3 separate regions of the Homo sapiens genome follow, and all the other regions are linked to region 1. A link is a loop called in an ENCODE intact Hi-C map of the cell type or tissue named here. Cell type or tissue: ascending aorta. All regions are shown on one strand.

Evidence for each region. Hi-C counts contacts between places; a loop is a spot of excess contacts. Peaks named below come from ENCODE experiments on the same cell type or tissue, not always from the same donor. Only the 100,000 strongest peaks of a DNase experiment are listed, where the experiment ranks them.
Region 2: it touches region 1 in a loop (3-fold over the local background); 6 of 110 quality-filtered maps call a loop at or near these places.
Region 3: it touches region 1 in a loop (6-fold over the local background); 42 of 110 quality-filtered maps call a loop at or near these places.

What each region holds. Positions count from the first base shown.
Region 1 is chr4:168,706,078-168,714,077 of GRCh38, reverse strand. It overlaps PALLD (palladin, cytoskeletal associated protein), which reads right to left. Exons shown (of 22, transcript NM_001166108.2): 9 at 4,931-5,050; 10 at 2,155-2,497. Among named protein-coding and RNA genes, the nearest start is that of PALLD-AS1, 61 kb to the right of the region's middle. In ascending aorta, a CTCF peak has its summit at 3,572; DNase peaks (open chromatin) are centred at 2,077, 2,677, 3,135 and 3,527; H3K4me3 peaks cover 1,591 bases; H3K27ac peaks cover 3,283 bases.
Region 2 is chr4:168,630,572-168,638,571 of GRCh38, reverse strand. All of the region lies in intron 2 of PALLD (palladin, cytoskeletal associated protein), which reads right to left. Among named protein-coding and RNA genes, the nearest start is that of PALLD-AS1, 14 kb to the left of the region's middle. In ascending aorta, a CTCF peak has its summit at 6,886; DNase peaks (open chromatin) are centred at 1,776, 4,011, 6,501 and 6,891; H3K4me3 peaks cover 4,786 bases; H3K27ac peaks cover 6,833 bases.
Region 3 is chr4:168,829,580-168,837,579 of GRCh38, reverse strand. All of the region lies in intron 10 of PALLD (palladin, cytoskeletal associated protein), which reads right to left. LOC124900809 (a long non-coding RNA gene) reads left to right here. Exons shown (of 2, transcript XR_007058361.1): 1 at 1-4,843; 2 at 5,864-6,054. Among named protein-coding and RNA genes, the nearest start is that of CBR4, 180 kb to the left of the region's middle. RefSeq lists an enhancer at 5,037-5,897. In ascending aorta, a CTCF peak has its summit at 4,346 (motif pointing left); DNase peaks (open chromatin) are centred at 855, 4,429, 4,979, 5,549 and 1 weaker place; H3K4me3 peaks cover 6,367 bases; H3K27ac peaks cover 6,583 bases.

The DNA of each region.
Region 1 (8,000 bases):
TATCATCACATATTATTTTCTACCTAGTTAAATGGCAGGTAAATATGCAACACGAAAAAACAAAAATCAAGTGATTCCCTAAGAATATGTTTAAACATACGAAGATTTGAAAAAAAAAAAAAAAAAAAAAAAAAACAATGGGAAAACCTAGTACAAGTAAATGTTGTTTCTAAGCTGTTGGGTTTTGTGGTTAGGTGTTCTGCTTTTTCCCTTAAATTTCCTCATGAAGGGAGAGTAACCTATTTATTTGGGCCTCATACATTTAAGTCCATTTTTTCTGCATCTTATTTTATATTTTATCTTATATTTATATTTATATATTTATATATATTCATATTTTATCTCACTCACAAGCAAATCCTGATGTTCTTTAAACTTGTGCTTAAGCTGTCATCCTCTTAATGAACGCGAAGTTGTTTTGTCTACATTCTGTAGATATTACCCCCTTGCCATATACATTAACCTGGCTGCAAAGCAGAGCTAAAAGCTGCAGAGCTGTTGAAACTCCTGAGATAAGACGGGCTGTAGATGCCTCTTAACAGCTCCTCGTATTTGCTCTCCTGTGATTTACATCCAATTTATGATACCCATTAGAGTAGATAGACTTTACTTAATCAAGACCACAGTCAAGTCCTAGTCATTCAACACATTTGCCCTTTCTCTCCCTGGAGAGCAGGTCCCTTGTTTCATTAAAAGCACTGCAAATACATATTCAAAATGCAAAGATGAAAGAAGTCAGCAGTGGCAATTAATTTTATGGGTTGCTGCTACAAGAGCATAAATCTCTTTTAAGGACACCATTTTTTAGCTCATTATACCTGTTCAGCCTCTGAATGGAGATGGCGCATAGGTATTAAATGTTCACCAGCACCTTTCACACTATTGTGTACAAGCTTAGTGAGTAGCCCTACTGTCTTAAAAGAGAGCCAGAACACAATGCAAAATTAAGTAGAGGGTAGCAATATATCGATTTTTGAAACTGCAACCCAAGATTGTCCAGAAGTCTGGTTTTATATAATTGTTAGCCCATTTCTTAACTTAAGGTATTCTTTTGACTGCTTTTGTTATTTGATTAGTCTAATGTTGTTCATGAAATCACTCAGTAAACAATAAAGTGATGTACAAAGGTAAGGTGTTATTCTAATTCAAATATCTTTTAAATTCTAACATTTCTAACAAATGAACTGATCACAGAGAGAAAAGAGTAGGCTAGTCAATGCTAGGGAAATAAAGAATAACCCCTAAAGAAGCCCTTCCTGCCCCAAATCAAAAACATCAGATATGGGTAAATAGAAGGGGCTTTCCTAGGTTCTGGCAAATACATTCTCATGGGAATGTGACCTCATAGAATACATACACATTCACTATGACTCTTACATTTCCACTAACCTCTGGCAGGGCAGTAATTCAGGGTCTCTTGCGCTATGGTAGAACCCTTTGAGCTAATTTATTTCTGCCTCTCTCTGACATTGTAATGGCTCCATTCATAACAACTCTCTGCTGTGCGGTGCCAATGGAAACAGCTCATGCAAGGTTTATCATCCTAAGAAAATAATGGACATCAACTGTGAAGATGGTATTCATGGAAATATGCAGCTCCATGGAATTCCAAGCCAAGTAGCCTGTGTTGTGAAGGGCGCTCTTCTTGCCCACAAGCCTGCTTCCCTCCAGTTTCATTGCCCTGCCAGGATCTGCACCCTGAATTTCCAGCCTCAGTTTTTAGTCTTTCCCCGCTTGTCTATATCAGATCTTCTTACTGATACTTAATATTTAAAGTAACAAATGCAAAGTACTTATACTCACTTTTTGAAATGCTTTTAATAAAGGGCTGAAAGTAGATCCCCCTTTTCCATGGCCTCCAGGGAGTGGCTACATCCTTAGCTGTATGTTGGAAGCCCACACTGGGCACAGATATTTTCACAGCCATAACCAGTTATAGCTTTCAGCAAAGGGCAGATTTCACCAAGCTTTTCATTTCCCTTCTTTATTTTTAGGTGTCTTTTATATTGTTGAAAGACACCACTTGGCAGCAAGGTCCCATGAGTCAAGGCCAACTTGCCACATAGTTGAATACAGGCAAAAGTTTTTTTCTCACCAGACAGGAAATGTAACAGGGGTATGGAAATTATTATAAAACCATGCAGAAATACTCACAGTTTTGGTTTGGCAAGCAGAGGTGGTGGCTCCTTAGTGGGTGAAAGCAGGACAGCTGGTGTTGGAAGAGATTTATTACTGTTAGCTTTGCCGTTAATCAGTCCATTTACTCCACGGCTGGGATGGACTCCGTTCGTTTCCCTCTCAGCAGCATTGAATTGCATTTGAAGGGCTGCCCTGCTCAGGCCTAACTCAGGGTTGTTCACCTGCTGGATCTCAGATGGTTTCTTTGAAGCCAACTCCAAGGAACTTGTCTCCAAGATTGGAGGGGGAGGTGGAAAGTGTTGGAAGTGGTCATTGTTGGATTCTCCCATTGACTCGTAACTACAGTTTTCAGTGTTGGCTAAGGAAGGGGAAAGAGAGGAAAAACATAAGAAGATGCCACTAGTTCAACAAGTGATTTCACACTGTCAGAGTCTTCTGAGAATCCCTGTGTTGTGTGAAGTTGTTAAAGAAGAGGTGATTGTGCTGCTCTCATCTGACGCAGAAGCACTGCCAGCTGGAGGGCCTGGTTCTTTCAAGCTTGTTTTGAACGAGTGCTACCGTTTCATTTCCTGACTGAGCTCACATTTGGGGAACCCAGCTACCGAATCATAAAAATTCCAAACAAGAGCTAAAGATAGAACTTGGCAAAAAAAGTGACAACACAAACAGTATCAACCAACAATGCTTTGTCCTCTCACGTTTTGGTCCATGGGTCCGACTGAACATCCTAGCTGTCACTACTCAAATTGGCTCAAGCTGTAAAGGTTTTATGTGGATATTCATCTAAAGCTAGGGAAGGTAAACCTTGGAGTCCAAGTAAAATTTCATAATCTCATAAAAATATTTTTTTCCATATTAGGTGATTGCTCCAACTATAACTCAGTACGAAAGAGATTTTTATTTGTTGCCCTCAATAGGCTGAAAGCATCTTGAGATCACGTCTTTTTTAGATTCTGCACCTTGCCCACACAGCCCAGCAGAGCTCCTGGCATGCACTCAAAAATGCTTATTGAGGTAAACAAAAAGCTCAGAAATAAAATATTTGTTGATTATGTTTGACCTATAGCAGATTTACTGCAGAAACAAATGGAAAATATTACACACAAATTTTTGCCACTCAGACTTATAGAGCCCAGGGTTTTGGCCATATTGTTTAAACACTGCACTCCTGCTATGGCCATTTGATGGGACAGTGTTGAAGCCAACTCGGAATCAAAACGCTGGGGTCCTCTTTGCTCTGTAACTCTGATCCTGACACTTAGGTTTCTTTCAGCACTTACAGTAGTCATTCACAGAAACCATTTCCCACTTAAGATGACCCTCCCATTTCTTTTCTTAATGAAGATGAAAAAGCATTTACAGTTGCCACTCTAAGGTCCCTAAATAAGTTTTGGTTGTGTCTCTGCTGCCACCTAGCACCAAGTTCTTGCTCTTCTGAAGGAATCCAAGTACAATTCAGTTGTTCTCTCCAAGTCCGTATCATTTAACAAATGACCCATTTATTGATTCCCTACTATGTACATTATGTTCCAGGCTTGGTCAAAAACATATTTTAAAAATATCTTTAAGATGAATGGCAGAGATGAGGCAATTAAAGTAAGCTAATGCTCATTAGTAACTAGAAAACAGACAAATAAAAAGAAAAGAAAAGAAAAGAAAAAGAAAAAAAGCTGTTTCATATTGCCTTCCCTAGTGGTAAGTTTTTGAGTTTAGAAAATATCCATATATTTTTGAAAATTGACTTCAATAATACAATACATTGCTTTCTTTTTCATATTAGTTATATACTATCATTGATACAGACTATCAGTGAAATTTGAGTTTGAAGGCCTTTACAGCTTCTCTGAGTTTTATCTTGTATTACATTTTATACAAGAAGGCTTATCTTGTATTACCTTTTCAGAAGTTTCAACAGTGGATCAGACAATGGCTTATTTGTACAAGTATCTCCAGATCTCATGTGTTGGCACTGCTGAGAAAGTGACTGCACCTCTGATGCAGAGGTGGCTTTCCAATGTGAATATGATTCTAGGTTAGCGGGAGGATGTTAGGAAACCAGCTCCATCGTTTCCAAGACCAAGACTGCACGATTTTAAAGAAAGCCCCCTGTGTGTTCAGTTGCTACACGATCATTATCTTTTTGTTTGTCATCTCCACTTCACTCCTTCTTCTCCCCTCCCCTAAAGCCTTTGTTTCACGATGAACTTAGATTGTTAGGGTGACTCCTGGAGTGGCCAGATTCCTGAAGGCTGAGCTGAGCTCTCTTCCTGGGACAGTCGCTTTGTCCCTTCCTTCCTTCCTTCCTTCCTTCCTTCCTTCCTTCCTTCCCTCCCTCCCTCCCTCCCTCCCTTCCTTCCTTCCTTCCTTCCTTCCTTCCTTCCTTCCTTCCTTCCTTCCTTCCTTCCTTCCTTCCTTCCTTCCTTCCTTCCTTGATGGAGTCTGACTCTGTCACCCAGGCTGGAGTGCAGTGGGATGATCTTGGCTCACGGCCACATCCACCTTCTGGGTTCAAGTGATTCTCCTGCCTCAGCCTCCAGAGTAGCTGGGATTACAGGCACGCACCACCACACTCAGCTAATTTTTGTATTTTTGGTAGAGACAGGGTTTCACCATGTTAACCAGGCTGGTCTCGAACTCTTCACCTCAAGTGATCTGCCTGCCTCGGCCTCCCAAAGTGCTGGGATTACAGGTGTGAGCCACTGCACCTGGCCAGGACGGTGCCTTTCTGCTGTGGCCATCCACACTGGTGCTGGGGAACAGAACCCAGTCATTTTTTTTACTCCTCACATACCTGAGGTGACAACCAGCTGGGCAGTGCTGGTTGCTGATCCATAATCATTTCTTGCTGAACATGTAAAGATCCCTGCATCTTCAGGGAAAGTCTCAGCGATAACTAGGGTGCAAATCTCCTCTGGAAGTGAAGAGAACAGAATCATTCATCAGAGTTGAACCATGAAGTCACTTTTAAGAAGTGAGACCCTCCACCTTTCCACAACAAACAAATTAGGTTATGATTATTACAGATTCACTTTACAAAAGTGTTTACAATAGAATCTCTTTACATTTAATTTAGCAATTCTGCCTAGCAGAAAAAGCTTTGGAGGTAGACCCATTCTTTGTGATGTTGGACAAGAGCAGTCTCGGTGTCCTCATCTATAAAATGGGGATAATACATACCCAATGGGTTATCTGTGAAGATAAAACGAGATGTCTGCAAGTGTGCAGCTCTGTATTTTGCATGTAGGAGTTAAGCTGATTGCATGTCAGAGTTCTTTCTGTACATACAGCTACCTCTTATATCTGCTCAGCTGCAAACCAAGCAGTGGGGAAAATAAAGCTCTTCTGAAATGTTAACCACGGGGGAAAAAAGAACATGACCTGTATATGTTTGACCTGTAGACAACTATTCTGGAAGGTACTGTTAAGTGGCATGGCAGTGTTGTAGGGCATGAAAAGCCCAGACTCGAAACAGCTGCCAGGGCTTGAATGAGGGTCCTGCCACATCTTGCCTTTGTGACTTTGGTCAGTCTCCCTGAACTTCAGTGTTCTTCTCCGTAAAATGGAGACAATAATAGAAGCTACCTCACAGAGTTTGTATTAGTCATGCATGACACACAAAATTAACCACCACACGGTTATTGTGAGGGGGATGATGATGATGATGATGACGATAACAAGAGCTGACAGCTATATAACCCTTACTATACACTAGGTATTGTTACCAGCACTTAACATAGATTAAATCTAATCATCATGTCAATCTTATGAGTTATGTAAGTTTATTATTAGCCCATTTTATAGGTAGAAAATGGAAGCACAATAAGGTTAATTCACTTGCCCAAGGTCACACAGCTAATAAATACTAACATAGGGATTCAAAGCAAGCTGGGGTCCAGACTCCAAACCCTAACCACCACCTACTTTTGTGATATGACATACTGTGCTTAGGACATTGCCTGGCACAGAGCAAATGCTTCATAGCCAGTGTTAGCTGTTAACATTAAAAGGAAGCTATATCTAGAGTATTAATTAGTTTTACTAGTTGAATAATTGCTTATATTGTACCAGTATAAAGATAATTATGTGGGCAAACGTTAAGAAAAGTGATATATTTCGGGTTCCCACAAAGTGATTCTATTGGTTATTCACAAATTTTGGGGGTAGCATAAGACCGTGTATTGTACATTTCTTAGTAATAATGGCTGCAATTATTCCTTCCTTTGTAGACATGCCTCTTTTTAATGTGCCTCTGCAACACCTTCATAAAGTGGCAGAGTCTATTTCCCCATCCGTTGAACCTGGGCTGGCCCTGTGAGTTGCTTTAGCCTAGAATGTGGTGAAAGTGATGTTGTTGGCCAATTCTGAGCCAAATCCTTGAGAGGCCTGGCCTGTTTCTGCTCCATCTCTTGGAACCCTGATGAACCCTTAGGTGAACAAGGCTGTGCTAACCTGTAGGAGGAAGAGACCATATGGAGCAGACATAAGCCCTTCCAAAAGAGACCATCCTAGACTAACTGACTCGTTCCTCGTCATCCTGGCAGCTGACCATGGCCGCACTGAGACAGCCCAGCTGTGGTCAGCCTAGCCTGGCACAGACCACAAAAACCACCCAGCTGAGGTCAAGCCAAATAGTTCACCCACCGAATTATGGTTGCTGCTTTAAGCAACTAAATTTTGGGGTGCTCTACTGTATTGCAGTAGCTAACTCATAGAATTTGATAAGATAAACCTCCTTCACTAACATCCTTCTAAGAGCAAACGTTTCAGACCATCAATAATGAAAATCAGCAAATCTGTTTCAAAACATTTTATGTTTTAAACCCTGAAACAAAAGAAGTACTAACTGTAGGTAAAAGTGATATGTTTAAAAAAAACATTTTTGTCTATTGAAGAGAGCTTTAAATATTTTAATTTTTTACCTATACATCAAATTAATAAGTGCAAAAGTAAATAAATTAAACACTAAGTATAAAATAAAGTGTAAATGTTTCTCTTTATAATCGAATTCCCTTTATATACCTAATACCCCTTAATAATCTCACTCTTCAAAGGCAAATGCAGAGTTTGTTGTATTTGATTCTAGAAAAAAATTCATGTATCTATCATTTCAAAATTTGTCCAAGTATTATCAAACTATATAGTTTTTGATGTCGTGTTATTGGGTCAAATATATATATCTATTTTTTTGTATTACCAAGTAATATGGCCTATAGGCATCATTGAGTTTTACTCGATTTCTCACTCCATTCTTAGGTTTTATCAACCCCCTGCCCCACCCACCAAAGCCTTTCCTTTTCCCCATTTCTGATGATGCTGATGGTAATCTGGTTAACAGACTGCTTGAGATTTTGTTAAAAGCTAAAATGCAAGGATTCTTCTGTGTCAAAATGTTACGTTCCTTAGGAAAGATCTGAGGACTACGGTGATTATAAGCTTCTGAGAGTTTAGCATTGTAGTGTAGCTCAAGGTCAACTCATTTCTAAGATATATTAATACAGGTTTAAAATTGCAAGAGTTGTAAAAACACACACCTTATTCTTTCAGCATATTATTCAATTTGATGTTTGAATGGGGTGTGAAAAACTTAGTTTATTCTTTATGTTCTATTATTAATTTTGTGTTCTACATTGAATCTAAATTATTTAGTTGAGGTAAAAGTAAAGGGCAATGACAGTAGGAGAAATACTGCAAAATTCCACTTAAGAGGTATCTAAACTAGTCATACTCTTAGAAGCAGAAGGTCGAATGCTGGCTGCCAAGCATTGGGGGCAAGGAGGAATGGCAGTTGCTGTTCAGTGGGCATAGTTTCACTCATGCAAGATGAAAACGTTCTAGACATCTGCTGCACAACATTAAGCATA
Region 2 (8,000 bases), 76 kb after region 1:
GTTGTTTATAATGTATCCAGTTTATGGTACTTCGTTATAGCCGCCAGAATGGACTAAACTATGGATTAAGATGAAGCTTTAGCTAAGGGACTAAGCAAAGGACCTGATCTAGACTCAGAACAGCTGAGGAGACCCCCTGGAAGGCCTGCCAGGAGATCAACTGCAACTTGAAACCAAGAGGACTGGGGCTGTACTCAGGTAGGACAGGGCCCCAGTTCTTCAGAGCCCTGAAGGTCTGAGAGCACAGCTTTGCCTTGAGACAGCCTTGGTTTCCGCTTTGTCTCTGTTACTTAGTAGCCATGTGATCTTGGGCAAGATGCTTATCTTTGTGAGAATATAGTTTCCAGATAATAAAATAGGGGTAATATATCTACTTCATAATATTTTTGTGAGGATTAAAGGTGGTTATGTGCTTGACACATAGTAAGTGAGGATAAACTGCTGTGATTCTGATTTTGGCTTGGGAATGGAATTAAGGCAGAATAAAAAGAAACATCTGTGACCTTGTGGTTTACAGAAAAGCCTGAAATTGGACTCCTTTTAATAATGATGTAAACTGTTACACAGCATGCTCATCTATGTTTCCCCATTTGATCCTCAGAATTTTTTTTTTTTTTTTTTTTTTTTTGAGATGTATTCTCCCTCTGTTGCTCAGGCTGGAGTGCAGAGGCATAATCTTGGCTCACTGCAACCTCTGCCTCCCAGTTTCAAGCAATTCTCCTGTCTCAGCCAACCGGGTAGCTGGGATTACCGGTACTCACCACCATGCCCAACTAATTTTTGTATTTTTAGTACAGATGGGGTTTCGCCATGCTGGCCAGGCTGGTCTCAAACTCCTGACCTCAAGTGATCCACCTGCCTTAGCCTCCCAAAGTGCTAGGATTACAGGTGTGAGCCACTGCGCCTGGCTAATCCTCAGAAATATTTAACTTTGAAGTGGCTATTGTTAGCCCATTTCACAGATGAGAAATCAAGACCCAGAGTAGGAAATGCCTTGTCTAAGCTCTGTAAGTTGTAGAGTTGTGATAATTACTTGTCTTCTGATCTCAGTCACTACTTTTTTTTTTTTTTAAATAAAAAGTAACATCTATTTCATGGGAGTGACATAGGAAGAACATGGAGCCAAATCAGTTTTTAAAATTATAACCGGGTTAGCTGAGCAATGTGAGACTGAACTTGCAACTTGCTGTGCTTGCTGGTAGTTGTCTACTGGTAGTCCCTTGTCCTAGAAAGGTTACTAGACACTAACTGGTACACCAGCCGGCTGAGAACTGTGCTGAGAGAGAAGGGAAGACTGGAGTGGGGCTCCTAGGCACCGTCTTCAGGGAGAAGCCCCTTTCACTCCCATTCTGCCACCAACCCCTCCGATACAAGCAAAGTAAGGCTAGATTAGCATAGCTTTCTGCTTGTCACACCTGCTGAATGAGCAGGATTCTGCCGTTTCTATCTTTAAGTAGAAACATTACCACTGATTTGTAGTCATCGCACTCTCCAGGAGTCCTTAATAAACTTTAAGATCATTACTGAGTCACTTAGCTCTTCTTTTCCTCTTCACAGAGTTACCAGTTTTCTGATCTCTCTTACAGACTTCCTTTCTAACCAGCAAAGCATGCTTGTGACTCTCCTCTCCTACTTCAGATATTGATCTCAGGGCTGAACATTCACATCCAGGGAGGCAAGACTCACTGCTTCTGAGCCCAAGAAATGGATCACCCTGCTGAGCACTGGCTCTGTAGCTCCTCGTTTCTTTCTCACTCCCAAATGCACTTGGACACTCTCTGGGGCCCTTTTCTGCACTGGGACTGTAAGAAAAGGGCTGATATTTTCTTTTCAAAATAGTTTAGATAGAGTCCTTCTGGAAGCAAGGAATATGACTAAGTGATTTCTTAAAGTCCCTTCCAGCCAGTGATTCATCAGACACAGAATTTTAAGCTGGAATGGCCTGTAATTTTCTGGGCCAAATGTCTCATTTTTGCAAATGAGGAGAGTGAGTTCTATAGAGGTTGAGAATTGTGAGGGCTGCTTGCTATGGTGGACAGATCATGAGATTTGAAGTTAGAAGTTCTGGGTTTTTTTGTTTACTTTCTGGGACAGAGTCTCATTCTGTCAGTCAGGCTAGAGGGCAGTGGCACAATAGTAGTTCACTGCAGCCTCGAATTTCTGAGCTCAAGCGATCTTCTCGCCTCTGCCTCCTAGGCAGCTAGGACTACAGGTACCCACCACCACACTGGGCTAATTTTATTTTTTGCAGGGATGGGGTCTCACTATGTTGCCCAGGCTGGTGTCAGAACTCCTGGCCTCAAGTGATCTTCCTGCCTTGGCCTCTCAAAGTGTTGGGATTACAGGCTCATGCTTATGAGCCACCGTGTCTGGCAGAAGTTCTGAGTTTGAGGTCAAATTCTACCACTCACATGCTTTGTGACCTTGAGCAAGTCATTAACCTCTAGAGCTCCAGTTTCCATACTTGCAGAATGGAAATAACGCCACCTGCCCTACCTGCTTCCAAATGTGGTTCTGATGATCACATGTCATATTTGGGAAGGAAATGATCAAATGTAATACAGTGCTTTATCAATGTTACATTACTAAATAGCTGGTTCAAGGTCACATAGTGGCAAAACCAGGATCCTCAATTCCAATGTAGTTTGATTTCCATCATACAATGTTGCCTTCTTGACATTTTTCCAATTCTATAAGATTTTCTCATCAGGTGCCACACTAATTTGGTCTCCACATGTTTTCCTTTAAATCCCTGGACACACACACAGACTCAAACTGCGGGAATCCAGGCTGGCTCAGATGGATCACAGACCAGCAACCATGAAGGGTTGGTGGGAAGATCTCAGGCCTTCCATTACATCACAGTCATGGCCCTCAGACCCTGGGTTGATGGCTGCCAAGGGACTGGGCATGCTCACAAACATGCTTTCCATGGCACTTCTCTAGCTAGTGTCATAACACCGAATTGCAAGTTGGAGCTGGCTATCTGATAGCTTGTAATGGACTATTAGACTATGGCATATGCCTTGAGGATTGAAATAGGATGAACCTGAGCCACAGAGTGAAGTGATAATAGATACTTTAAGTTCATGCTGGACAGAGATTTGGGAACCTGTTCAGAGGTAATAGGTGGTTTACTGTGCCAGTTTGTGGTAGCCCACATAGGAGAGGCAGGAGATGGCTGCTTAGTCTCACAAACGAAGTGTTGCACCCAAGTGTTATGTGTTCCCATGGACCGCTAATGAGAAGGAGCCCCTGGTCTCTGAGCCCTAGCATCACCATTCTGGCATTGGAAAAGATCGACCATGCTTTATTTGGCCCCATTATTAATCGTAGGGTATATTGAACCCTTAGGAGGTTGAGCAAAACCATCTCTCCCAGTCAACAAGAGACATGGATACACTGTCAGTACTGATATGCTGTGGCCCTCGGGTACCCTGGGACAGACTGGCCCTTGTCTCTTTCATAACTGATGGCTTCCCAAGCTTGACATGAGAAAGAAACCTTCTTTCAGTTATTGGAGAGAGTTGGGTCTCTTCTCTGGCAATGGTATTTGGCCCTTGAAGAGCACAACAGATAAATCCTACGTTTTCCTGTTTTCTTTAAACATAAAAAGCTTTTCAAACTTTCAGAAATAATGGAGAGGTCAAGCATATAATAAATAGGGAGTACAGCTCTTCGCTCAGAGCAATAAAAATGAAAAAAAGGGAAAAAACACTGTGAGCCAGTTCAGCCAACAATTTCCATGTTTAAAAAAAAAGTTCAAGTTGGAGCCATGTGGTCTCAATAAAGTAGTAAAATATATTTTCTTTACGCTACACTTCATATGCCCATAACCTTCCTTTTAAATCATCTCTAACCAGCCCCAAATCACTCTGACCGCAAATCATTTGGTGGCTTTGGTCTCCAGGCGATGGAATGTGCTGGAGTAGACGGGGAGTCGCTACCAAGTGCGCTCTGAGGGAGCCTCCACTCCCCTCGCTCAGGCACACAGACCCCAGCAAAGCTTTGAAAAGGTTCTGCGCTGAGATAGCACATGACATCATAGCCCAATCATTCAGGAAAAAAACTGCAAGGCTGCAGAATAGCACAACATGCCACAAACCACAGTGGGCAGATAAAGTCGAAGAACAGCTTTTCTTACGAAAACATTCACAAATACCACAGGCAGCTGGCAGAGGCACGTTTAATTACATTTACAGAAAAACCACTGTATCCATTAGCCCCACCATCTTTGGGGCTGACCAACAAATGGGAAGGTCACTGAAGCCCATCTTGGAAATTGAAAAGCCAGGAAAGCTCGAAGTTTATGTCATTACATTTTATAATATGTGTTACGATTAGAAATGACCCAACTGTAAAATCACTTGATAGGCTTTGAAAGGACGTCCAAGTGAACAAGACCTCAATCATAACCTATCTTTAAATGTACAGCTGAAGATTAAATGCAGCCCAAGGTGTGAGAAATCAATTATTCAATTCATGATTAATTTAAGAGACACCGAGCTTGTTCTGAGCATAAACAAAGCTCATGCAACTGCCATCTGCCATCACATCACAGGACCCAGTCTTGTCTCTTGCAAGTGCCATTGGAGCTTTTGTTTATTTATTATTATTATTTTTTTAAGAAACTGTTCAAAGAGCTAAGTATACAGACTTTGAAGGGATGGTAAATGTATTGGATGTCCCTTTAGGCACCTCAGAGAAACAAAGTTCAATATGCATTGGCAAAGTATGATTAAAGCTTGATGGAAAAAAATTGTCCAAATAAAAATGCTATTTTACAGAGTAAACATCATCTTACAATAATTGCTTAAGTGGGAGTTTTAAAGAAAACTCGGCAGAACCTTCCATGAGACAAGAGGGATGTGTCTAAAAAGTCTCTTGTAGTTTCTAATTTTAGCCCTAGAGAGCAATCATTGCTATTTCTAGTCTGTGATTTCATTTAAATGAAGGGAGATTTTCAATAGCAAAAAGAAAAGAAAAAAGACTCAGAAAAACCATACAACAAATAAACAACAAATGTAAACACTGTAGTGATCAAAGTAGGTCTCTTTCCTAAAGGAACAATGAAAAATTATATAGTAGCTATAGACACTCATGTCTACTAGTTATGATCTTTTCAGAAACATGTTATTTTATAGCCTCCTAAGGTATCTGGCAACAATCTTTTCCATCAGACACCCAAGGATAACTTTCCATTTCAGTTGGGGGTGGGTAAGCTCAAATGCATGCTCATAACATCTTCATGTAACCCCTATAACAACCGCGGGGGGAAATGTAAGAGTCTTAGGTTACTGAAAATAACCTGTTTGCCATTATACGGGCAATTATAAGCTGGAACTTGCTTTTTTAAAATTGCTGGGTTCAGCAGAGATTTCCCATGGATTTATCGGCAACAGAAATAAACAAGCATTCCATTGAGCTCCACTTGGAAGTGTGAGAAGGGCTGATAGAAAGTCTTTTTCATCATGTGGACAGGAATTCAACTTAACCTACTAGGATGTTAAATTACACTCCAATATCCTGATGATTTTCTTAATCATCAGAAAGCTGAAATCATGCTGGTCCCTTGGAGGACAGCCCCCTTCTCAGGGGGTCTTCCCCGCTGCCCCTCTCCTAACATTCCATCACCCCTTTCCTTGTCAGTAGCCTACCTGCCAGTGAAGTGAAAGGTGACTTCAGCATTCTGGGGGTGTTCAGGTGCCAGGGTCTCTATGCTTGTAATGCAAATAGATTAGGGGAACTCTCTCTGTAAAAGTCATGCTGGTTACTTCTGGATTAAATAATTTCAGGAACTCACCAAAATTGAATATTTATAAGCGTCAGCAATGCTTTCCATAAAAACTAATGGAGAATGTCAGTTTTTCAGTCTTTCCATGGTAGAGGAGTCATCAGGAATGCATTCTTCCCTATTGTATTCTGCCTGCCACTTGTTCCCTAAGAACCACCGCCAACTGAATGCTAACAACAGGGACCCCGTCCAAAGGGAGAGGAGAACCGGGAAAGTAGCATTGGATTTGGTTAGACAAAGAACTGCAATCAAGTGAAACCCAAGAAAACAAACAAACAAGCAAACAATTTTGAGGCAACTGAAAAGCAACAGGTGTGAAAACGCCCAGATTTCTCATGGGAAAAATCACCAAAACCTTGTGAGAAACAAAGTGTTTCCAGCTAGACCTCATTCAGCAACTGAGCAGCTCTTAGGCTGTCAGAAATTGATTGCTTTGTGAAAGTTTCCTTCTATTTCAACCGAGGATGGAGCCGATTACAAAGTAATTAGAGAAAATACAAACTCATTGGGCTCAAATCGCAGCAGGCAAGTTAAACACATGAAAGAGAAGCTTCTCTAAAAGTATCATTTTTTTTAATGGAAAAAAAAAAGGGTGAGGTGGGTAGGAGAGATTATTCAACCTCACGCCTTTCTCCCCTCCCCCACCCTAACTCCAACAACAGAAAAGTCCCGCGAAGCAGGACCCGCCCCCGCCAACCCCCAAAGAGGAGTCCGAAGAAGGGATTAGGAAAACCGTGGCGGAACACGGTATTCTGAGTCCACTACAACTAAACACCCCAAACAGTACTCTTCGCACGAGTACTTGCATGCCACTGCCTGGAAAGGCTGCAAAGCTTTATTTCCTCCATGTCTGCATAGATTTAATGCTGCCACTTACCAGTTGGGCGCAAAACGCCGTCTGCCCCCACTCCCAAACAAGCTCCTCTTGGGGGTCTTTCAGATCTCGCTTATTCCCAGCTTGCAACTTCTGGGCTCTGAATGCGATCTCGTTTGCAGAATGCAACGGAGAAAATTAACTGGCAGCCGCGCTGCCAAAAGGCCGGCCCCTTGCCTGCTGCGCTCGAGAGGTCCTGGGCCCCGCCGGCTCCCGGGAAGCCTCCTGGCGGCGCAGCGGCCACGACTCAGGCTCGGTGAGAGGCCGCCGGTCTCCAGCGCGCGAATGCGCCGCGTCTCGCCGAGGGGCGCGTGTGCGCGGAGTGTGTCGGAGTGCCGGGCTGCTGGGGAGGGGGAGAGGGTGTGTCCTGGGGAGGAATGCTGCTAAACTCCAGAAATAACTCCCTTCACTCCATGCTCTTATCGCACTTAGGACGGCTTTTGCGTTGCCCAGGGGCGGGGGGAATTGTAAGAAGGTAACAGGCAAGTTCCACCGGCGATTTCTAAAGCCACTCCCCATTCAGCTGTGGTTTGAGGCATTCCCTAAAGACCTCTGTTCATTTAGGAAACGTTGCAGCTCTCAAGGGGGGAAATCCAAGAAGCAGCTAGTAGTGAATTTGTATTACTGATAAAAGAAATCAACGTCCAGCTTGAGGTTCCTTCTGTACCCTTCCACACAAGGTATCTTTCAGTTGTACTCTCCATCTGCGTTACCTCTTGTGAGTTAAATTGCTCCTCTGATGCCGCCTTACTGCAAAGCCATAAATTAATTACCCCATTACAAGTAAGCCCCTAGGAAAGGGAATGCCAAGAATAAATCTGGTCTTTGTTCTTTTTTATGTTGAACAAGTCTGCCATTAATCAAGTCTTTCCACCAATGTCTAGGGAACAGACCCAAGGTTGCGACTCATTGAGGGATGAACATGTGTACGTCTGGTTGTCCTGCAGTCTTTCTCTGCGGTATTATGTCATAGTGACTCAGTTACCACACAGACGGATATCAGGAAGAAACAACAGGAGAAACAAAACCAACCGTTTAATAAAGACCTAGCTATTTGCCAACTCTAAAGCCCCTGGCAGACAGTGCTTAATTTTTACACATTTTTAAAGATTATTTCACTACTTCCATCTTCCAGTCCCAGAACTGCTTGTCATTGGCCAGTCTGAGAAACAGACCACAAACCGTTTGAAAATTTAAGGAAGAAACTCATGAGGGACCCATGAAGCTATTAATTTTAATGGAGCCTATGAAATATCAAAGATGTGACAGATTTTTGAATTAGAAACCATATCAAAAAATGCGTTCCGGAAATAGAATCATCTTGAGAGGTCA
Region 3 (8,000 bases), 120 kb before region 1:
GGTTTGAAGTACTCAACGAACGGTATATATTCTATGATTAATTCGAATCATATCCATTAGCATCCAGGTTTACCTTGAGTGTATTCAGCTACCGATAGGTGCTGGTTTGGACATTCAGTAGACTGGCATGAAAAAGAAAAATAAGATGTCTACATATGTGCTTTCCTTCTACTACTGAAGACTATTTAAAAACTAACCTTCACTTAAAAAATACTGAACATACAACTAAGTAACATTAATGTCTAGGTCTAGGTTACTAAGTTCTCAGTAAAAATGATGTTTAGTAAGGAAACGATGTCAGTCAGCCTGCAGCTCATATTGATAAGCCATCCAAAATTGGTCCCATAGGTGATGACATCTAGACCTCACTTCTTCCGCTACCTGTGCTCTCTTCCCCCTCTTCTCTTTCCTCTGTTGTCACAAAGCCAGCTACTGCCAGGATCCCCCCTCCCCATCGCTCTGCAGTCCAGGGTGGGGTCTCTGTTAGCATGAGGAAACGTGAAAGGAAATGTATCTCTGTGTACCTTTATTTTCCCTCCAGGGCTTAAATGGAAAAAGAGAGAAGGTGGAGTCCCTTTTGCCATTGTAACTGGAATTAAAAACCTTAAAAAACTCAAGTTGGAGCTCTGAGTGCATTTTCCCACAAAAACCATGTTATATATAGTGGTTTGGTTCTATGGTACTATTAATAAGACAGAATACTTCAGCTATGATTTCTGGGCTGGCCTGGGAAACCACTAAATATGACATAGTTTCAGTGAAAAAGTGTGTTCAGGGTTCCCAGCAATGAGTTTTACAAACCCACAATCAGAACACAACCCATCTGAAAGCTGAGGGCCGCCTACTTCGCAGTAGGTTTGACAGCCTCACAAAGGCATCCGAATGTCATAGACGTCAACGCCAAGCTTAAGAGTCTCCTGCGTGGCGCTCCAGCAGTACTTCATCTCTGTTTGCCTGATCCCCGTTCTCTAATGTGGCGGGCCTACCTCACACAATTTTGTGAGAACTGAAGCACCTGGTTAGCAATAACTATTCAACAAAGGTTAGCTCTCTTCTCTCCCATTCATTGGTGAAATTTCAGTGTCTGTACTTTTTACTTGGTTTCATGCATTTTCTTATGAATCTATTTTTAACACTTCTATATGAAAAAAATACAAAGCTTTTGCCAGTAGAAACCAGAAAACGGTTATTGCTCATTTCTTCTGGCTGACACACCTTGTCTGCAAATGGCAGCTTCTCCCGCAGCAGGAAATCTTTTCCATCAAATAAGCCATTACGCCTTCCAACAGTCTCTGCCAAACTGAAAATCACCATCTTCACTTACCATAGTGGCAGAGCTTTGGCAGTTGGGCTAACGCGCATTGAGCAGGGAGACTCGGCACTGACATTAGCTAACCATCCCACATTTCCATCTTGTTTCCTCGTAGTCATTATCCAAAATACACAAGGAAGAGAGGCTCACCTAACTGGAATGGCTTATGTTACCAATTACGGTCAACCCTAAAGCACATAACCAGGAAGGCAGCTAACACTGACTGAGCAGGAAGAAATCTGTGCCCTAAGTAGTCCACGGAGTTAGGCAGAGAATTGTACCTGCCACCAGTTTCAAAATGCTCTTTCTCCTTCCCTGACACCTCAGGCTCTCCTTATTTCATTTTATCTCCATGTCTTTTCTACAAGAATGGGTCACTGTTTTCTATTCATTAAAACTCTTTGAGCCAGGCACAGTGGCTCACGCCTATAATCCAAGCTACTCAGGAGGCTGAGGCACGAGAATCGCTTGAACCTGGGAGGCAGAGGCTGCAGTGAGCCCAGATCATGCCACTGCACTCCAGCCTGGGTGACAGAGCGAGACTATGTCTCAAAAAAACAACAAAACAAACAAAAAACTCTTTGGATGAAACATTTCTCATCTACCATCTCTAATTCTTTATCCTCTCTTAAAATTTGATAACAGAGCTTCCCTGTTTTTTAAAAAAAATCCCTTAAATTCGTGCAATCTCAAAGAGATCTAGGGCTAAACACCTGGGAGACTGAACTAAGAAGAAATGAGTGTCTCAATTTCCTCTCTGTATGGCCCTGGAACAAATCCTCACCTTCTCTGCAGCTTTTTCTCAAATCTGGTCGAGTTCCATTTCTTGTATGGTGTCTCAAAAGAACATTGCTAGAATGAGCCAATACGTATATAGTACCAGGAGCACTTTCAAAGAACGCTTTAGTGCTCTTTTAATGTATTATTTTTAAAAAGTATATGGTTAGTGTCTATTTTCCCCATTTACTTGTAGAAGATTATTTGTAAAATACTGAATGGGAGGCAATTTTTGAAGTATAGTGAATTGTGATTACTCAGAGTTTATCCGGATCTCTTGAAATAAGTGCTGAAAAAGTGCCATACGTTTTGATACAAAATTGTTGAAGTGGAAAATATACACAAAAGAAAATGTCGAATACACCTTTTTATAGTTCCCAATGATTGTGAAAGAAATCTGGAAAGGGGGGAAATCAACAATTGTTTGGACAATTAAGAACTGTTGGAACACGCTAATAATTTCCCCTTGAAATAATGACTTCAGCACCTTGAGCAGTATGAACTCCACCAACATTGCCAGGAAATGCTTTATATGTTTCAGGAATAATTAGTTGCTTCAAATATAACAGAGTCAAAGGTTTACTGTAACCTAGGGAAAATAATATTTTGCAAAAATGCAAAAATGCAACTACCCTCAAAGGTAGTCCAAATAATATAGTTCATGAGCAAAGTTTTAAAGGCTTAAGACAATAGAGTAAAATTCTGAAGATCAAGTACAATGCAAGGTGGTGACATTTAATTTTTTTTTTATTTTTAGATGGAGTCTCGCTCTGACACCCAGGCTGGAGTGCAGTGGTGTAATCTTGGCTCACTGCAACTTCCACCTGCTGGGTTCAAGTGATTCTCCTGCCTCAGCCTCCTGAGTAGCTGGGGTTATAGGCACACACCACCACACCTGGCTAATTTTTGTATTTTTAGTAGAGACCGGGTTTCACCACGTTGGTCAGGCTGGTCTCGAACTCCTGACCTCGTGATCTGCCCGCCTCGGCCTCCCAAAGTGCTAGGATTACAGGTGTGAGTCTCTATGCCCGGCCTATTGTTACCTTTAAAAATATTAAAAGTCAACTAAAAACTATCTAGAGCTCATAAGGATCTACTGAAGCAACACTAAGGCTACTATGAGTAGGACACCTGTTTATTGTTTACTAAGTCAGTGGTCCTCACCTGGGACAGACTGGGCCTGTCGTTATTACATTATTTAAAGCAGGTGAGCTACCACACCATCCCAGCTATCAGAATTTTATGATTCATGAATTCCAACAATCACAATAAAAATAAAGCTGCATTATTTCCAACCATCCCCCATGCTCCTCACACAGGGCACCAAGTTTTCACATAGCCAGAGATGGTGTGGATGTTGGCATATTTTGCTACTTGCTGTACATGCCCAGTTTCTTAATGAATGCGGTCACTGGGAAACCAACCCCACTCCTTTTTCTAATGACAAAGTACAAGAATCAGTAAAAAAAATAAGTAAAGCTTAGGGATTGGGGGAAAAACTGTTTATTATCTAGCTCTTGTCTATCTCGTATGTTTATGGTTCAAGGATGTGCTATTTATTAACTGCCTCCCTCAAGTTATAAATCTTACACTCACACAAAGGCATAGGGGTACATTAGCTTCAAACTATCTCCTATATCCATTGATCTAAACAGACATGGGGAAAATCAAATTAACTCAAACCTCTTATCTAAATCAAAGTCTGCCAAGTCTGAAGGGGGAAAAAAATTGTTTTGGGGGGATGTGAAAAAAAAAATAGCAAGAAAGATGCTGTCTTTCTAGAAGCAACCCAAACCCAAATCCCTGGACAATTCTCTGGCTATCTTTTCCTTAGGTAGTGGGAGTTAAGGAGACAGTCCTGACAGGAGCCTGCATAACACAAATCAAGAAATTATCCTCACAGCCAAGGCTGGTGACACCATTCCTTAACCTGGCGGAGGGGAGCTTTTCAAGGCTTATGAACCAGGATCATATTATTCCATGTCTCTGAAGCTTGGGTCGGTCCCTCTGTCCTTTTCTCGTGCTAGTTTCTCTGTGATTACGCATTAAAATGTAGAGCCAGTCATCTCTGGCTCCTAGAGACTCCCAGGTTGATGAATGCACACCCGTCCTGGAATTTCGCCTGAAGACCAGTAACGGGACTCGGTGTGCCCGGGCCTGTTCGGGGCACGCAGCGCAAGACCCGGCTCCGCAGGGTGGGAAGATGCCCGAGCCCAGGGAGACCCGACCGAGACGCCCCCTCTCCTGCCCAGCGCGCCCCCTTCCGTCCCCAGCAAGAGAGCAAAGGTCCCAAGCCTCAATCCGGGCTCAAGCGACCAAACCCCTTTCTAGAGTCTGGACCACTCACCATTCGGGACAGAGCTGCCCCCAAAAGTTAAAATGAGACAAACGGGCGGGAAGCCCCCAGCCCCGGGGCGGGGCCGGCCTAGAGCCCTGCGCTCCAGCTTTGGGAGCTCACCCAGGCCCGGGGAGGGCCAGCCTGGCTGCTCACGGGACCCTCCCTTGTTGGCCCGGCCGTGGCCGGGAACCCACGCGTGGCCGGTGCGCGCTGCCAGTGCTGCAGCTGAGGTTCGGGTTCGGCCCGCGCCCGGCGTGAACAAAGCGGCTGCCAAGGCCTGGGACTGAGGGGACTGAGCCGCCGGCTCCACGCCGCCCCCAGGCCCAGAAGAAACACCGACTGCGGGCCGGGCACAGCACCCGGCCGGGGAAAGGACGCCCCGAGTTACGCGCAAACTTCCTTTGAATGGCGCCCAGGTGGGGTGAACCATCCCAAAGAAAGGAGGATGGGCTTGGGAAGGGAGGGCTCGGCTCAGGTCGGGGGGACCCCTCCGTCCCCACCCTCTCCCCGCCAGCTGCCAGGGAATGATGTCATCGCCTCTCCCGGCCCTCACCCCTGTCTCTGCCAGCCCCGCTTTCTCTGCTCTCCCACCCCAGGTCTGACCCCTCAGGGAGCGTGGCCAAGATTAAGAGAGGGGCGGGGGGCCGTGGGGGTGCGAGGTGTTCAGAGAAGAGTTAGGAGAGCGGGAGGGATCGTCCGTGGCAGCAGAGCATCTTCTCCCGTCTGGGCCCTGCCAAGATGATGCAGACATTCCTATCTGGAGCTCCGCTTTCAGGGATCTGTGCTCCCGCGGGCCGGGGGAGGGAGAGGGCTCGGGAAGGAACCGGCCGGGTGGAAAGTGCGCTGACGAGTCTCTTGTCCTCCCCGCCCCCACCCTGTCCCGAGCCCTGCACTCCCGACTCGCGGCCCACCCTGCACGCTGCACTCCCTTTAATTCACACATTTCTTCCACCAGCCTCAGGGCCGATTCCCCGCGCCTACCTCGGCTCTCCGGGCCGCCTCCCGCTGCTGCCCGATTCCGCGTCCGGAGCGAGCGGGAGCTGCAGCGGGCTCCGCGGACCGGGCGCGGGGCAGGTATCGGGCTTTATACCTCGCCCGCCGGGTGACTCAGGAGGCTCCGAGCCTTCACCCGCCGCCCTTCAAAATAAGAGTCCGGCGGCGCGGCGGGCGGGAGAGAGGAGGCGTGGCTCGCAGCTCTGGGACGCGGCCCCCAGGTTAGGGAGGCTTCCCCGCACCCACTCGTAACCTTGTCCCGCCCTTTGCATCTTTCTGGTCGCAGGCCCCTTCCTGGGGCAGCCAAGCTACAAATCGGGCTTTCCTGGAACGATCGAGAAGTGCTAATAACGGGAAAGAATTTAAGTTTTTTAGGCCCATAGATATGTTGTCGGCTTGTTAGGATGATTCTCCTCCGGTGTTTGTGTTTTTTTCCTTTACAGACTAAAGAGTGTCCAATAAACGCGACTCCAGGGCAGCGTTTTAGGGGAAAGCAATAAAAACTCACGGTAGAATGGAAGCTGCCCTGAAGGAATGGAACTGCGAGACTGGGGCTGGGACTGGGGCTGTGGGGAGGGAAAGCACATACAGTGTAAAAACGATTGTGTGACATTAAATCGAAAAGCACAAATCATCATGCAGTATATTTCTTTTCTAAGAAGAGGAAGGATAATTTTTAGATTTCCATTAATTAGTTTACTGGGTTCTGTGTAATAAAAAGCTAAATTCAGGAGCCCTTAGGGTGAGAAGAGTAAAGCATTTGATCTAGCAACATCTGAGGAACCCGGTCCCTATCCTATCCTGTGATCCTCTTAGCTCATAAACTACTGGAGGCCCTGAGTCACTTATTTTAACGCTCATCTACACAGGAACTTCTGTAGAAGTGTTTTCAAAGAGGAACTGGACTCATTCGTTCCAGAATTAATATTCTATGCAAAATTTGTGACAGATTGTGGGCTTAGCCCTAAATCCAGATCACCAACTTTTCTTTCACCAGATCAGCTAAGGACACCCCTGGCTCTGTGTATAATCCTCCAGTAGCTGGGTTGGCACACCATGTCACAACAATTTCTGTCTTCTTTCTCCTTCCAGAGTGTGCTCCTTGGCCACTGGGACCAAATCTTTCACACACAATAAGCTGTTAACAAAATGAATGCATGAATGAATGAATGAATGAATGGTAATATCTACCATTTACTGAACTTACTGTTGTGCCAGGCTGTTTCGGTAACGTGGTCACTCAGTAACTGCCAATAAATGCTAACTAGTTTTGAATAGCCAGTAGACCACTTGTTTAAAGGGTTTAGTACTGTAACTGTATCCTGCCGTCATTACTGATATCTAACACTAGCATTGCTAGGTTCACTGTCTTCAGCCAGGTAGTCTATTCCTCTCTCGGAAATATCTTTATTGACTTTTAAATGAATAACGATGTCTGTAAAATATTAAAAACCAAATATTGTTCTTTAAACAATAAACCAAAATTGAATGTCCCTGTGATTTTACTCCCAGAGATAAATTGTTAGCTGCCTAAAATATAGTCCTCCAGGCTTTTGGATGTGTATTTAAACACACACTTAAAATAGCTTAGATAATTGTTTCCATACAATTTTGTAACTTTTTTTTTTTTGAGACAGGGTCTCACTCTGTTGCCCAGGCTGAAGTGCAGTGGTGCAGTCATGGCTTACTGCAGTTTTGACCTCCCAGGCTCAAGTGATCCTCCCACCTCAGCCTCCTGAGTAACTAGGGCTACAGGCACGTGCCATCATACCCAGCTAATTTAAAACATTTTTTTTTGTTCAAGACAACGTCTCGCTATGTTGTCCAGGCTGGTCTCAAACTCCTGATCTCAAGTGATCCTCCCACCTCGGCCTCCCAGGCGTGACCACCGCACTCAGCCTATAACTTTTTTTTTTTTTTTTTTTTTTGAGACAAAGTCTCACTCTGTCACCCAAGCTGGAGTGCAGTGGCGTGATCTCGGCTCACTGCAACCTCCACCTCCTGGGTTCAAGCGATTCTCCTGCCTCAGCCTCCCAAGTAGCTGGGATAACAGGCGCCTGCCACCACACCCAGCTAATTTTTGTAGTTTTTGTAGAGATGGGGTTTCACCATGTTGGCCAAGCTGCTCTTGAACTCCTGACCTCAAGTGATCCGCCTGCCTTGGCCTCCCAAAGTGCTGGGATTATAGGCATGACCCACTGCACCTGGCCTGTAACCTATTTTTTTTAACCTAATAATATACTGACCATAGTCATCTTTCTGGGGATAATACAAAGCATTATCATCTCTTGCATTTTTGAGAGGGTGATAGACCAACAATTCATTGTCCTGGAACACAAACTTTAAAGAGTGAAAATCACTTTGCCTATTCTAATATTTCTAACAGTATTTCCCTGTTTAGCTTCACCTTTCTTTGAATTCTCAGCTTGTTTACGCCCATGTCAAAGGGCCCTTAGGGCTGCAGCAATGACATCACGTGGCCTGCAGCAGGGTTTTCTTGCAGGCTGTGATGGGACACTGACTAAAGAGTGCCACCAGATGAGAGTTAGGACGTGTGATCTGTGCCATTAACTGTGGGAC